Regions from separate parts of the Homo sapiens genome. Here region 2 is linked to region 1. Evidence: read pairs that join two places in POLR2A ChIA-PET (ENCODE). Cell type or tissue: A673. All regions are shown on one strand. Links, peaks and the distances in the headings refer to the core of each region. The heading gives the core; the rest is flanking DNA.

The links. ChIA-PET counts read pairs that join two places held together with the same protein. Peaks named below come from ENCODE experiments on the same cell type or tissue, not always from the same donor. Only the 100,000 strongest peaks of a DNase experiment are listed, where the experiment ranks them.
Region 2: POLR2A ChIA-PET joins it to region 1 with 5 read pairs; 1 of 35 experiments calls an interaction of 5 or more read pairs at or near these places.

Annotation. Positions count from the first base shown.
Region 1 is chr13:97,995,676-98,003,067 of GRCh38, reverse strand. IPO5 (importin 5) reads right to left here. Exons shown (of 29, transcript NM_002271.6): 12 at 5,450-5,537; 13 at 2,423-2,529; 14 at 477-601; 15 at 295-384; 16 at 31-204. Among named protein-coding and RNA genes, the nearest start is that of IPO5, 46 kb to the right of the region's middle. In A673, for the core only: no CTCF peak of the experiment used is centred there; no DNase peak of the experiment used is centred there; H3K27ac peaks cover 1,118 bases.
Region 2 is chr13:98,618,217-98,625,608 of GRCh38, reverse strand. No RefSeq gene overlaps it. Among named protein-coding and RNA genes, the nearest start is that of STK24-AS1, 45 kb to the right of the region's middle. In A673, for the core only: no CTCF peak of the experiment used is centred there; a DNase peak (open chromatin) is centred at 3,378.

The DNA.
Region 1 (7,392 bases), core at 1,633-6,632:
AGAAAGCAGCCTACAGATCTTAAAACTTACCTCTTGAAGCTTCAGTACCATAATGGAATGCAGATGTTTCACCAAATTATCCAAGTATGGAATAAGTAGTGACTTGGGACAGTCTTCAGTAAAGTTAATGAGGGCAGCAGCTGCATGGGCCTGCACACGTTGATTGCCTTGGTCTTCCATGGTCTGCAGCAGAGCTGCAATCACCTGTGAAATGAAACCAAATGGGCACACATGTTGAAATGTCCACCCTTCTTCCTAAAGTCTGATTTAAGTGTTTGAGGACTTGTTACTTACCTTCTCATGAAATTTCTTTTGGAAACCAGGTGCAAAATCTGTAGCCATCTGTCCCACGGCATTACAGGCTGCATACCTTACTCTTGGATGCTGGAAAATGTTCCCTTTCATTAGTAAAAGCAAGAAGGTTTCCACATGAAGCTACACTAATCATTTTGAATCAAATATTTACTGGTACTTACAGGATCCTGGAGAAAAAGTAAAACAAAATTTACGATCTCATTTAGAATTCCTTCCATTTGCTGGTGGCACCCTTCACCAATGGCAGATAAGGCCATCAATCCTGCATGCCGGTATTTCCAGTCAGCTACCGAAAAAAATTACAGATGGAATAGCAATTACACACTATAAACATGTCATTCTGGTAGAGGGAGATGTATAAAAGTTCTTATTTGGAAAAGAGTAACAAAACTTTTTTGAAAAGGGTATATGTATATATAATATAAAAACATTTGTATAGGCCGGGCGCGGTGGCTCGCGCCTGTAATCCCAGCACTTTGGGAGTCTGAGGCGGGCGGATCACAAGGTCAGGAGATCGAGACCATCCTGGTTAACGTGGTGAAACCCCGTCTCTACTTAAAAATACAAAAAATTAGCCGGGCACGGTGGCAGGCGCCTGTATTCCCAGCTACTCGGGAGGCTGAGGCAGGAGAATGGTGTGAACCCGGGGGGGCGGAGCTTGCAGTGAGCCGAGATCGCGCCACTGCACTCTGGTCTGGGCGAAAGAGCGAGACTCTGTCTCAAAAAAAAAACAGAAACAAACAAACAAAAAAAACAAAAAACAAAACATTTGTATATTTACTTTTTAGAAAAATGAACAGAAAAAGTGCGTGACTACTTGATTCTAAAAGTATGTATCAGGCCAGGCGCGGTGGCTCACACCTGTAATCCCAGCACTTTGGGAGGTTGAGGCGGGTGGATCACTTAAAGTCAGGAGTTCAAGACCAGCCTGGCCAACATGGCGAAACCCCGTCTCTACTAAAAATACAAAAATTAGGCCGGGTGCAGTGGCTCATGCCTGTAATCCCAGCATTTTGGGAGGCCAGGGTGGGCGGATCACTTGAGGTTAGGAGTTTGAGACCAGCCTGGCCAACATGGAGAAACTCCATCTCCACTAAAAGTACAAAAATTAGCTGGGTGTGGTGGTGTATGCCTGTAATCCCAGCTACTTGGGAGGCAGAGACAGGAGAATTGCTTGAAACTGGGAGGTGAACATTGTAGTGAGCCAAGATTGCACCACTGCACTCCAGCCTGTTTGACAGAGTGGGATTCTGTCTCGAAATAGCTGGGCGTGGTGGCATGTGCCTGTAGTCCCAGCTACTCAGGAGGCTAGGGCAGGAGAATCGCTTGAATCCAGTGGGTGGAGGCTGCGGTGAGCTGAGATCACATTACCCTGGGCAACAGAGCGAGATTCCACCAAAAAACAAACAAATTTCTAACTTAATACTTCTGAATTTTAATTTAACAAAAGAACACATTAACTTTATAATTAAAAAACACAAATGAAAATAAAACACATACAACAATAAACTTTGGGATTGATATATATATTACAGGTACAAAGGTAACTGAAATATTCATAGAAATAAAAAGGAAGGATGGCCAGGTGTGGTAGCTCATGCCTATAATCTAAGCACTCTGGGAGGCTGAAGCAGGAGGACTGCTTGAGGCCAGGAGTTTGAGACCAGCCTGGGCAACATGGCGAAATCCTGTGTCAACAACAACAGCTGCCCTCCAGGGCAGGTGGGCTTCCACCATCACCTCCGTCAGGGGCAAAAACAGAAAGAAAGAAGTGGTTTCTCTTTTGATAACATTAGATAGAGTTTCTTCTTTTAAAAATAAAAGATATTGGGTGAAAGAAGAGTATATGATTCAAACATTCTAATATTCCATAAAAATTCAAATAATAACATCATTTTCAAATTCAAATCTAAATACTTTTGGCTAGGAAGTAAATCTGTACATTTTCTTTGGGATTGACAATTTTATCGGTAAAATAAATGAATTGGGTTAAATATGGATGATAAAAAGACAAAGATTAATTTTTAACAGTCTAAACATATCTTAGAATTTAAGCTTTAGAAAGGGCACAACTTCACTCTTCTAGCATTTGAAGGACACAGCTTACGATTTTGAAGCATTTGCATAATGTGTTCCTTGATCATCGGCAGAACGAGCTTTCCACCAAGTCCGCAAGCCATTCGATCTAGAGCACTCTCGCCTGCAACTGCATTGCTAAACACATAAACAGAATTATGTACTCAATATATCTGAAACACAAAAGAAATAGTATACTCTACAGACATACTTCTAACCATATTATTATTAAACTAAGACTGAGAAAGAATTCAAGCTGTCTTTAAATGTGGAATTGAAATTAGGGGTTAAAAACTCTGCAGCTTAGAAAAGAAAAAAGAGTAAATGTTTTTATCATGATCCACCATAGTTTAGAAAGTCATGCCTGATTCTTATTTTTCTTTTTTTTTTTTGAGACAGAGTCTCGCTCTGTCACCCAGGCTGGAGCGCAGTGGCACGATCTCGGCTCACTGCAAGCTCCGCCTCCCAGCTTCATGCTATTCTCCTACCTCAGCCTCCCGAGTAGCTGGGACTACAGGTGCCCGCCACCACGCCTGGCTAATTTTTTTGTAGTTTTAGTAGAGACGGGGTTTCACCATGTTAGCCAGGATTGTCTTGATCTCCTGACTTTGTGATGCGCCCGCCTGGGCCTCCCAAAATGCTAAGATTACAGGCGTGAGCCACTGTGCCCAGCCTGAATCTTATTTTTCAAGACCACCCCCACCCGCTACTGGCTAAAAACTGTTCTCAGAAATAGCTTCTGACACTTTCAACACTCCAGTAAAAGCAGTATTGAAAGAGCCTCATGTATTTCATTTCCTAGAAATACAGTCTTCAAACCTATCAATGAACAGAACATAGAAAACTGAAAAGGGTGCAGAGAATGTATAATCTTCCCCACTGTGAGTTTATTCACCCTTAAAGGGGTGCAAACTGCACTGCCAAAAACTATGCATAGCTATGTGAAACTCAATTCTATTGTCTTCTCTGAAAGCCAAAGGAATGTGGGCATAAAAGCATTTGGACTTATCCTGGCTTAGAACTGGAGGATCAGTAGTGTATTTCATGTGCATTATCTTTACTATGTAAAGACAATACTATAAAAATGAAACTATAAATTATCTTCAGAACAGGTTTTTAGACTTAAAAAAATCTCACCCTGAAAATATATTTATGCTGTTTCACAAATGAGAAAATCTTATTCATCTAGTTTAGAAAACAAAGTTTCTTAAACTGTATAAATTTAAGTGCCATTTGCAGGGCAAATGAAAGGACAGGTAGCAGCACATTACAGTAACTGAACCAAAAAGGAAATTCGACCTAGCCCTGGTCTTCTCTTCAGCCGTTATCAGGTGATTTCCAGTGAAAGATTACTTTCATATACTTCAAGACAGTATTAAAGCCAGAAATCAGTCATTTTTAACAATGGGATTAAGTCTCAAAAATGCATATATATTCTAAAGCCAAAAATCTTTAATTTTTACTTTTATTAACCTAGTAGTTTATACTGACTCCAAGTCTTTCAGGAGAATAATTTCAGCTTTTTATTTTTTTTGAGATGGAGTCTTGCTCTGTTGCCCAGGCTGTAGCGCAATGACGTGATCTCAGCTCACTGCAACCTCCACCTCCCAGGTTCAAGAGATTCTCCTCGCTTAGCTTCCCGAGTAGCTGGCATTATAGGTGTCTGCCACCAGGCCCGGCTAATTTTTGTATTTTTAATAGAGACGGGGTTTCAACATGTTGGTCAGGCTGGTCTCGAACTCCTGACCTCAGGTGATCTGCCTGCCTCTGCCCACCAAAGTGCTGGGATTACAGGTGTGAGCCACTGCACCCAGCCAATTTCAGCTTTTTTAAAGAAAAGGTGGTAGTATAATGCACTGGGAAGAATGAAAACAATGGTAATTAACCCCAGTCCATTAACTGGCTACATAACCTCAGACAAATCACTCAATCTTCAATCTCCCTTTCTGCAACTGTAATATAATACACCTCTGGGACTGCTAATAAAGTTGATTAAAGTAACAGAGCTCAGAGGTGCTATGTTTCACATACATGTAAGGGGCCATCATTACTACTGCACAGTGAATACAGATTTTGGTTGACTTTTCCTGTATTCATGGGACTTCCTAAGCTGAAATAAATAAGTACAATAGTAATACTCTACCCAGTTGACTCTCATCTTTTCACCACTGGATGCTGCCTATCCTAAAGTTAAACTGCTTTTTACTAGGAAAATATGATGTGTATTGCAGGGAATTTTGTTGAAACAATTATTCTAAGGGAAGTCTCTGCCTGTAAAAGCATTTATCACAAAAAAGCTGCTTTATACACGTTTTAAAAGATATTCAAACTAAAAACAAAAACAAAAACAACAAAAAACTTGGAAATAATTTAGAGTACGACAGTTAAAAACATAGATACTTGGCCAGGTGCGGTGGCTCACGCCTGTAATCCCAGCACTTTGGGAGGCCGAGGCGGGCGGATCATGATGTCAGGAGATCGAGACTATCCTGGCTAACATGGTGAAATCCCGTCTCTACTAAAAATACAAAAAATTAGCTGGACGTGGTGGCAGGTGCCTGTAGTCCCAGCTACTCGGGAGGCTGAGGCAGGAGAATGGCGTGAACCCCGGAGGCGGAGCTTGCGGTGAGCCGAGATCGCGCCACTGCACTCCAGCCTGGGCGACACAGCGAGACTCCGTCTCAAAACCAAACAAAAAACATAGCTACTTTATTTGCTGTTTTCATGTCATACTTTTTTTTAAAAAAGAAAAACTTCCTTGTTTGTTGTTGTAGGTATCTTTCAGTTCCTGATTATAAAATACAACTTTATGTATTAACTATTAAAATATTTTTATGAACTTCCAAGAAACATAAATTTTATTAATATAAATTATACATGAAAACTAAAGAAAATACTACTTATAACATGTGACACAGCAATAAATACAACAGCAAGGCAAAGTGCCCCATATTCCAGGCTTAAAAGTTTACCTTCAGGTTACAGGGTGCAATAGTGAAGAGATGGACCGTGGAGCCCTAGGGCTTTCACTGCCACCCTGGACACAATGTTTGATTACCTGTCAAAATCATCATCTTCTAGTTCATCTGCATTTGCCCAGTCCTCATCTTCTTCCAAATCAACCATCATTGCTAACATCTGAGGAACTAAAGTAAACAATTATTTCATACCCGAAGACTGTGACTTTATCTTATCCATATCACTATTTATAAACAAGAATTTTAAGATTTTACTTTGCCTGTAAGAGAACAAGACAAAACAATTATTTGTCTGTGCCCCCAAAACCTGGTTTGTTAAATTTTAACCTTGTTATATTTGCTTTTATCGTTTCTTTAAAAAGCAACATTCATTAAGTCAAACCCTCCTATGAAATTCCCAAATCCGATTACATTCTCCCCATCACCAGAGGTAAGAAGCAACATCACAAATGTTTCTCATTCCGCAATTGTTTTTTCACACTTGAACTACAGATTTCCATATCTCTATACAAAATTATAGTACTATTTCAAGATTTGATTTTTTATATAATAAATGGTTTCATAATATATGTACCTCGGCAATTTGCTTTTTTCTCAACACATAAGGATTTCAGTTTATTTAATAGCATTCCATTATATAAACATACTACCCACTGTCTAGCTGATAAACATTTTGGTTGTTTCCAATTTTTTCCTCCTATAAAATTTGCTTTGATGAGATTATTACATCTTTTCTTTGACAAGCATGAGTCTAGGCATGAAATTGTTATTACTATCTTCAAATAGTACTAAAAAATTATCAAACAAGTCTAGGCGCGGTGGCTTATGCCTGTAATCCCAGCACTTTGGGAGGCTGAGGCAGGCGGATCACGAGGTCAGAAGATCGAGACCATCCTGGCTAACATGGTGAAACCCCAAAAACAAAAAAATTAGCCGGGTGTGGTGGCGAGCACCTGTAGTCCTAGCTACTCAGGAGGCTTAGGCAGGAGAATGGCGTGAACCTGGGAGGTGGAGCTCGCTGTGAGCCAAGATCACACCACTGCACTCCAGCCTGGACGACAGAGCGAGACTCTGTCTAAAAAAAGAAAAAAAGAAAATTACCAAACAAGCTGCGCTCTGCACAGCTGTTGCATAAACTATGTGAAGTTTAAGTGGAGGTCTCCGTTATTTCACAAAAATGTGTGAAGTGCCCTGGGGGTGGAATAAGCGTCCTCTCAGTTCCACATCTTTTATTAACAATTGATACTGTCAAACTTCTGGACAACTTGTATTCCACAATTACACTTGTTTTTATTGAGACTTAGCAGGGTTCATTAGCTATTTCAGATCCCTCTTTTACGAATTTCCTGACTGGGCCTGCTGGTGCACACCTGTTATCCCAGCACTTCGGGAGGCTTAGGTGGGAGGATCCCTTGAGCCCAGGAGTTCAAGACCAGCCTGGGCAACATGGTAAAACCCTATCTCTACCAAAAAACACAAAAATTAGCCAGGTGTGGTAGTGCGTGCCTGTAGTCCCAGCTACTTGGGAGGCTGCAGTGAGCTGAGATCATGTCACTGCACTCTAGCCTGGATGACAGAGCAAGACCCCATCTTAAAGAAGAAAAAAGCAATGAATTTCCTCTTCTCAGCCTTTGTGTATTCTCTAGATAACAAAACTGTTGATTGTGTGCACTGTAATTATTTTCTTCCAGTTTGTGGCTTATTTTTTCAGTTCATTTATGGTGTATCTGATTGGTCAAAAAATTGTTTTCGCATTTGCCAATTTGGCAATGTTTACATCAATGGTTTGTGATTCAGTCTTAGAAAATTATCTACTATTAAGCATTACTTGTAAAATATATCTGTAATATTTAGCCCTTAACTTTTTTAACTAGTTCCAGCGTGCAAGGTAATATTCAGGTCTTGAGTAGACCCCAAATTATTATTATTATTATTATTATTTTTGAGACAGAGTCTTGCTCTGTTGCCCAGGCTGCAGTGCAGTGGCGGTATCTCGGCTCACTGCAAGCTCTGCCTCCCGGGT
Region 2 (7,392 bases), core at 887-5,886, 620 kb before region 1:
GGGTCACTGTACTCCAGCCTGGGAGACAGAGTAGAACTCTGTCTCCAAGAAAAAAAAAAGTGTACTTCCCACTAGAGTTACTGAAATCAGTACTGTGCTGTAGCACCTCCATTTTGGAATTGTCATGATGACTGAATTACAAATGACATATATATGTATAAATTTTATTTGTATATGTATAAATTTTTATATATATAAATTTTATTTATATATACATTGTATTTATATATAAATATGTCATATAATAAAATTTATATATAAATAAAATGTATATATAAATTATTTTTGAGACAGAGTCTTGCTTTGTTGCCCAGGCTGTAATGCATTGGCACGATCTCAGCTCATTGTAACCTCTGCCTCCTGGGTTCAAGTGATTCTCCTGCCTCAGCCGTGCAAGTAGCTGGGATTACAGGCACACCAGCATGCCTGGCTAATTTAAATATATATATATTTAGTAGAGATGGTTTCGCCATGTTGGCCAGGTTGATCTCGAACTCCTGACCTCAAGTGATCCATCTGCCTTGGCCTCCCAAAGTGCTGGGATTGCAGGCATGAGCCATCGCACCCGGTCAACTTCTGTATATTTTCTCTGCTTTTGATTATCCAGCCACTTAGCAAGCATGTACTGATACCTTATTACATGCAGGTGCTACGCAAAGGGCCCTCTGGACCTGTGGTCAGCATGTGACAAAATAAAGTCCAGTGATCTGGGAGTGCTGGATGAACATGTTTGGAACCCCTAAGCATTGTGTCAAAAGATGATCAGGGAATCAAAATAACAGCTGGAGGCTGGGTGTGGTAGCTCACACCTATAATCCCAGCACTTTGGCAGGCTGAGACGGAGGGATCACTTGAGGTCAGGAGTTCGAGAAAAGCCTGGCCAACATGGTGAAACCCTGTTTCTACTAAACATACAAAAACTAGCCGGGTGTGGTGGCAGGCACCTGTAATCCCAGCTACTCAGAAAGCTGAGGCAGGAGAACTGCTTGAACCTAGGAGGCAGAGGTTGCAGTGAGCCGAGATCATGCCATTGTACTCCAGCCTGGGTGACAGAATGAAACTCTTTCAAAAAAAAAAACAAAAACAAAAAAACAGGAACAGCTGGAAACAAAAGAGACAGTTGGGGAGAACGTGGAAAAGAAGAAAGCCCTACAGAAAAAGGAAAAGGACTGGATGAGGAATGAGAACTGGTTTCTAGTCCTGTGCTTCTCCAAGTCAACACGTGGCCAATGTTTCCTTCCAGGATCTTTTTTTTTTTTTTTTTTGAGACAGAATCTCGCTCTGTCACCAGGCTGGAGTGCAGTGGCGTGTAATCTCGGCTCACTGCAACCTCTGCCTCCCAGGTTCAAGCAACTCTGCTGCCTCAGCCTCCTGAGTAGCTGGGGACTACAGGCATGTACCACCATACCCAGGTAATTTTTTTTTTTTGTATTTTTAGTAGAGAGGGGGTTTCACCATGTTGGCCCAGATGGTCTCGATCTCTTGACCTTGTGATCCGCCCACCTCGGCCTCCCAAAGTGCTGGGATTACAGGCGTGAGCCACCGCACCCAGCCCCAGTATGTTCTTTTTGAGTATTTTGAAGAATCACTGGGGTCTTTTGGGTCAACTCCCTTATTTCATTAAGAAGGATGCTGAAGCCTGGGAAGTGAGGTACTTATTTGGAAATATGGCTTCTGGCAGGTCTAAGGGTGATTTCCCTCATTTCTTTCTGATTTTCTATATTGATAATTGTTGTATAATGTATTCTCTTTATAATGGAAACAGCTACTCTATAGACAGAAAAGTCTATTAAGCAATATTACTTTTCATCACAGCCAGGGAGGAACCTGATAATTAATATCTAATGAAGTCCATGGCTTTTAGGAAAGAACAACAACAAAAAAAACCCCTTCATATCAGCAACAAAAATATCTTTCAGGCAGGCTAGAGTAGAAGAAGGAAGAAGCACAGATACCAAATAAGGAACGTGGGCTTGTTTTTTTTCTATAAATAGACTTTTGGATAAGTGGGCAAAAGACATGAACTTTCCGTTAAAAGAATATTTTTAAAGCCATTAATTATAGTAAAAATTTTGTTCTAGGACAAGAATAATACACACCTATGTAATACAGATTTACTTATAAAATATTTATATTAAATTTCTATTTATTTTATGTAAATAAATGTATATTTCATCTTTAAATGTCTAGAAATAAATGCAAAAGCATACACAGGGCCAAAAATAGCCGTGATGAGTGATTTAAAGGTCTAGAAATCCTACTGGAAACCACCTTCCAGGAAAAGCATCTGATAAATTCTAAACGTGCCTTGCTGATAATTTCATCTCCCAGATGCTGGGCAATTGGAAATCAGTGGTTGCGGTGAAAGACCGAGACCTCTGGGAGATGAGATGATGCTGGCCCTGGGGGAATGCTGGGTGCCTGCAGCAAGGTTTTTAGAAATGGGCTGGTTGAAATTTAACCCACATAGGAAGCTGGTTGAAGATTGAGGAGTATGTCATAGAAGCCACAAACTGGAAGAGCTTTGGGTCTCCCAAGGGACCTGGACGAGAACTAGCAATCTTCAGGCCCAGGGCACTGCCTCCATTCCTCTGGGCCGCCTGGTTTCACATCTGTTCTCCTAAATGCCAGGGATTCGGGTGGAAGTGAGATGCTCCAGGGAGGTGCTCCCAGGGGAAACTGGTGAAGGAGTGTGGGAATGGGGAGCTCAGGAGTGTCAATGAGACCTCAGGGTATGTGCTGCCTCAAGCAATGGAGCTGGACCTTTTCACTTGCACACCAGCCAGCTGAGGGTCACAGCCATGGGTAGGGGTGGGGCTGGAGGTAATGGGGAGAAGAGAAAACTCCTGGGGGAATCTAGCTCTCCATGTGGGTGGGATGCCTGCAACACCCAAAGGCAATCCTCAGAAAGTCGCTGGCGAGGGCCATGAATGACAGAGTTTGCAGGAACTGGGCTGTGAGCATGCACGAAGCTGGTGAATGAGAGCCGAGGGGATCTGGGCAAGGCGGCAGCTCTGTCTGCTAGGGCAACACTGCCTCCTTTTCTGCATCTGCTTTGTTCTCCTCTGTCTCTGAAAAGCAGCTTCCTCTGCTACCTGCATGCATCTGGGCTCGCTTGCCAATTTTTTTTTTTTTTTTTTTTTTTTGAGACAGAGTCTCACTCTGTCACCCAGGCTGGAGTGCACTAGTGCAATCTTGGCTCATTGCAAACTTCACTACCATGCCCAGCTACTTTTTGTATTTTTAGTAGAGATGAGGTTTCTCATGTAAATTCCTTGAAGAGACAGACTGATAGACTCTGAGTCAAGGTACCATATTCCCAGGAGAGAAAATCTATTGGCTTGATTTGAACCAGATGTCTTTGCCCCAGTTCAACTGCCTGCTGTGACCAAGAAGCCAACGATAGTCGCTAGGGCAACCATTGAGCCATTGACTGTAGGGTCTCAGTGTGTGTGTGTGTGTGTGTGTGTGTGTGTGTGTGTGTGTGTGTTGCTATATCTGGGCAGAGGAATGGGCAAAACAACAGATTATCAGAAAGCGCCAGGATAGGCCTGGCCTGGCCCACTTGGAGTTGGATCCCCTGCTCTGGGTTCAGCCAAGCAGATGTCAAAAATGTCCAGGGGAGGCTGGGCACGGTGGCTCACGCCTGTAATCCCAGCACTTTGAGAGGCTAAGGCGGGCGGATCACCTGAGGTTGAGAGGTCAAGATCAGCCTGACCAACGTGGAGAAACCCCGTCTCTATTAAAAATACAAAAAATTAGCCGGGCGCGGTGGTGCATGCCTGTAATCCCAGCTACTCGGGAGGCTGAGGTAGGAGAATCACTTGAACCCAGGAGGTAGAGGTTGCGGTGAGCCGAGATCACACCATTGCACTCCAGGCTGGGCAACAAAGTCAAACTCTGTCTCAAAAAAAAAATGTCCAGGGGAAAGAAATAGATCTCACTCCAAAGATTAGTTGGCTCAAGAGGAACGAAGTCTTCACAAAAGCAAAATTCTGAAGAAGCAATGACAAGCGATGCTCTTTTTTGAGAAAGAAATGGGAAAATATCTAAAGACAGCAGGATCATGCATGGGTGACAACACCAAGGACAGATGATAAAGAATGTGTACACAGACAGAAGGAGGCACACAGAATCAAATAAACGATGGTTATGGGACTGAACAAATAGTCCCAAAAACCCAAAGAACAAACTATTCAAGAGCTTATAAAAATAGATGTATTTGAATAGGAAGAATAATGAAGAGGTTACTTGCTGCTTATGCCTGGGGATCATGTTCAGTGGTGAGCGTGGGAAAGCTGGCCTTACCAGGCATATTGTTAAGAGGAAAAGGCAGGTTCTTTTTTTTTTTGAGATGGAGTTTCACTCTTTGTTGCCCAGGCTGGAGTGCAGTGGTGCAATCTCAGCTCACTGCAACCTCCACCTCCCTGATTCAAGTGATCCTCCTGCCTCAGCCTCCTGAGTACCTGGGATTACAGGCGCTCAACACCATGCCCAGCTAATTTTTGTATTTTTAGTGGAGACAGGGTTTCGCCACATTGGCCAGGCTGGTCTCAAACTCCTGACTTCAGGTGATCTGCCCACCTTGGCCTCCCAAAGTGTTGGGATTACAGGCATGAGCTGCCACGCCCAGCCCGCCAGTGGAATGTTTGGTATACATGATTATACTTCTGTTTATCCATTATAAATGAAGGGGTCTGGGTGCTAGGTTTATTGGCTTTTTCTTCTCTTGGCCATCTTTTCTCTATTTTTGTAAAAGACGTCCAAGCTTTAAAGCAAGCCAATAGATTCTCCCTCTTGGGAATATGGAACTGGTACCCAGAGTCTAACAATCTATCTCGTCCAGGAATTTACATGAGTAGAAACTTCCACTGTTTGTGTAAGGCAATGAGAGAAAAAAGTAGAACTATTTCATTTCCATTTAGCATTTTTTTTTTTTTTAGACGGAGTCTCTCTCCGTCGCCTAGGCTGGAGTGCAGTGGCATGATCTCAGCTCACTGCAACCTCCGCCTCCCGGGTTCATGCCATTCTCCTGCCTCAGCCTCCCGAGTAGCTGAGGCTACAGGTGCCCGCCACCACGCCCGGCTAATTTTTTTGTATTTTTAGTAGAGATGGGGTTTCACCATGTTAGCTAGGATGGTCTCGATCTCCTGACCTCGTGATCAACCCATCTCTGCCTCCCAAAGTGCTGGGATTACAGGCGTGAGCCACCACGCCCAACCCCATTTAGTTTTTTTAAATAAAAATTTTCCAACTAGAATGAAGAGAACACACATCCCTAAGAGGGCATAAAGTCCTAGATAGAGTTCACAAGAGATGATCTGGATGTTTTAAATGAAGCCAGTCACGGTGGCTCATGCCTGTAATCCCAACACTTTGGGAGGCTGAGGTGGACAGATCACTTGAGATCGAGACAAGCCTGGCCAACATGGTGAAACCCTGTCTCTACAGAAAATACAAAAATAAGCTGGGCGTGGTGGCACGCGTCTATAATCCCAGCTACTTGGGAGGCTGAGACACGAGAATCACTTGAACCTGGGAGGCGGAGGTTTCGGTGAACCGAGATCATGCCACTGCACTCCAGCCTGAGAAAGACCTTGTCTCAAAAAAAAATAAATAAATAAATAAAAATAAAAATAGATGTTTTAAATGAGTTTAAGACTCAAGCAGATGATACCCCAGAGTCCTGCAAAAACTTTAAAATCATGTCTCTGGAACCACTGCTAGTAAACTAGACAAACTCAGGAACGCTCCAAAGGGTGAAAGCTGGATCAGTGAATAGACGTTAAAGAGGCAGAAGCTGCCTTCAATGGGAGCTGTTTAGAAAGGCCTGGGAGGCAGCTGCTTCTGTGCCCAGACATGTTCAAGCAGGAGCTGGGTGACTGCCGTGTGAGGGATGTCATGATGTGTGTCTTCCATGAATAGAAGAAGGGACCAGATAAGGATTCTCAAAGAAAGATCAGGGCTCATCAGTGGACCACAAAGTTCCCCTAATGGACCTAAAACTGATTTAAAAACTCATACCCTCTCTTTTATTATTATTATTATTGTTATGAGAGACAGGGTCTCAATCTGTCACCCAGGCTGCAGTGCAGTGGCATGATCATAGTTCACAGAAATCTTGAACTGCTGAGCTCAAGCAATCCTCCCATCTCAGCCTCCTGAGTAGCTGAGACTACAGTTGGGAGCCACCATGCTAGGCCGGTTTTTATTTTATTTTTTATGGAGGCAGGGACTCACTATGTTGCCCAGGCTGGTCTTGAACTCTGGGCCTCAATCGATCCTCCCCCACCGCGGCCTTCCAAAGCACTGGGATTATAGGCATGACCCACTGCACCCAGCCCTCTCTCGATTCTTCTACGTGATTAATACACAAGCCATACGTTTTCACTTTACAAACAGCTAGGATCACCTATGATCTACGTGACAGGGCCGTTTCTTGGAATATTTTTTCCAACACTTCTCCTCTCTATCCCAAAATAGGCAGGACCTGTGTGCTCCCCCATGTCCCCCACTAACCCTGTGCCTCAGAGGAAGTTGGGGGCTACTCTGATAAGGTGAAATTACTTTTAAAATGCTTTTTTCCTGGGCTTTATTTTTCTAAAATTGGAGTTTACGAAGGAGATAATGTGCTCCTCTTTTGAGGACACCAATGAGAGAGAAGCATTTTGCCTTTAAGGCAAGAAAAGGCAGCAGGAGGGATTCCTTCCAGCCAGTGGGCTTTGCCCTCTGCTTCTCCCAGAGGGAGTGTGAAGATTTCAGAGGGGCTGACTTGGTGAGTGGGGCCCCAACCATAGGGCTCCCAGCCTCAAGGAAGCAGAGAACAGCCAGACTGAAAGAAACATTGGTGGGTATAAAAAATGAAGATAAGGCTGGGTATAATGGCTCACGCCTGTAATCCCAACACTTTGGGAGGCCGAAGCAGGAGGTCAGGAGTTCGAGACCAGCCTGGCCAACATGGTGAAACCCCATCTCTACTAAAAATACAAAAATTAGCCAAGCAGGGTGGTGCGTGCCTGTCATCCCAGCTCCTTGGGAGGCTGAGGTAAGAGAATCGCTTGAATCCGGGAGGGAGAAGTTGCAGTGAGCCGAGATTGTACCACTGCACTCCAGCCTGGGCAACAGACTGAGACTCCGTGTCAAAATAAAAATAAAATAAAATTAGCCAGACATGGTGGCATGCACCTCTAGTCCCAGCTACTCAAGAGGCTGAGGTGGGAGGATTGCCTAAGCCCAGGAGGTCAAGGCTGCGGTGGGCCATGATTGTACCACTTTACTCCAGCCTGGGTGACAAAAAGGGACCCCATCTAAAAATAAAAAGAGAGAAAGAGTGAAGATAAAGAGAACACAAAACATAGGATGGTGTCTTGCCTGTTTTAGGCACCACAGAGA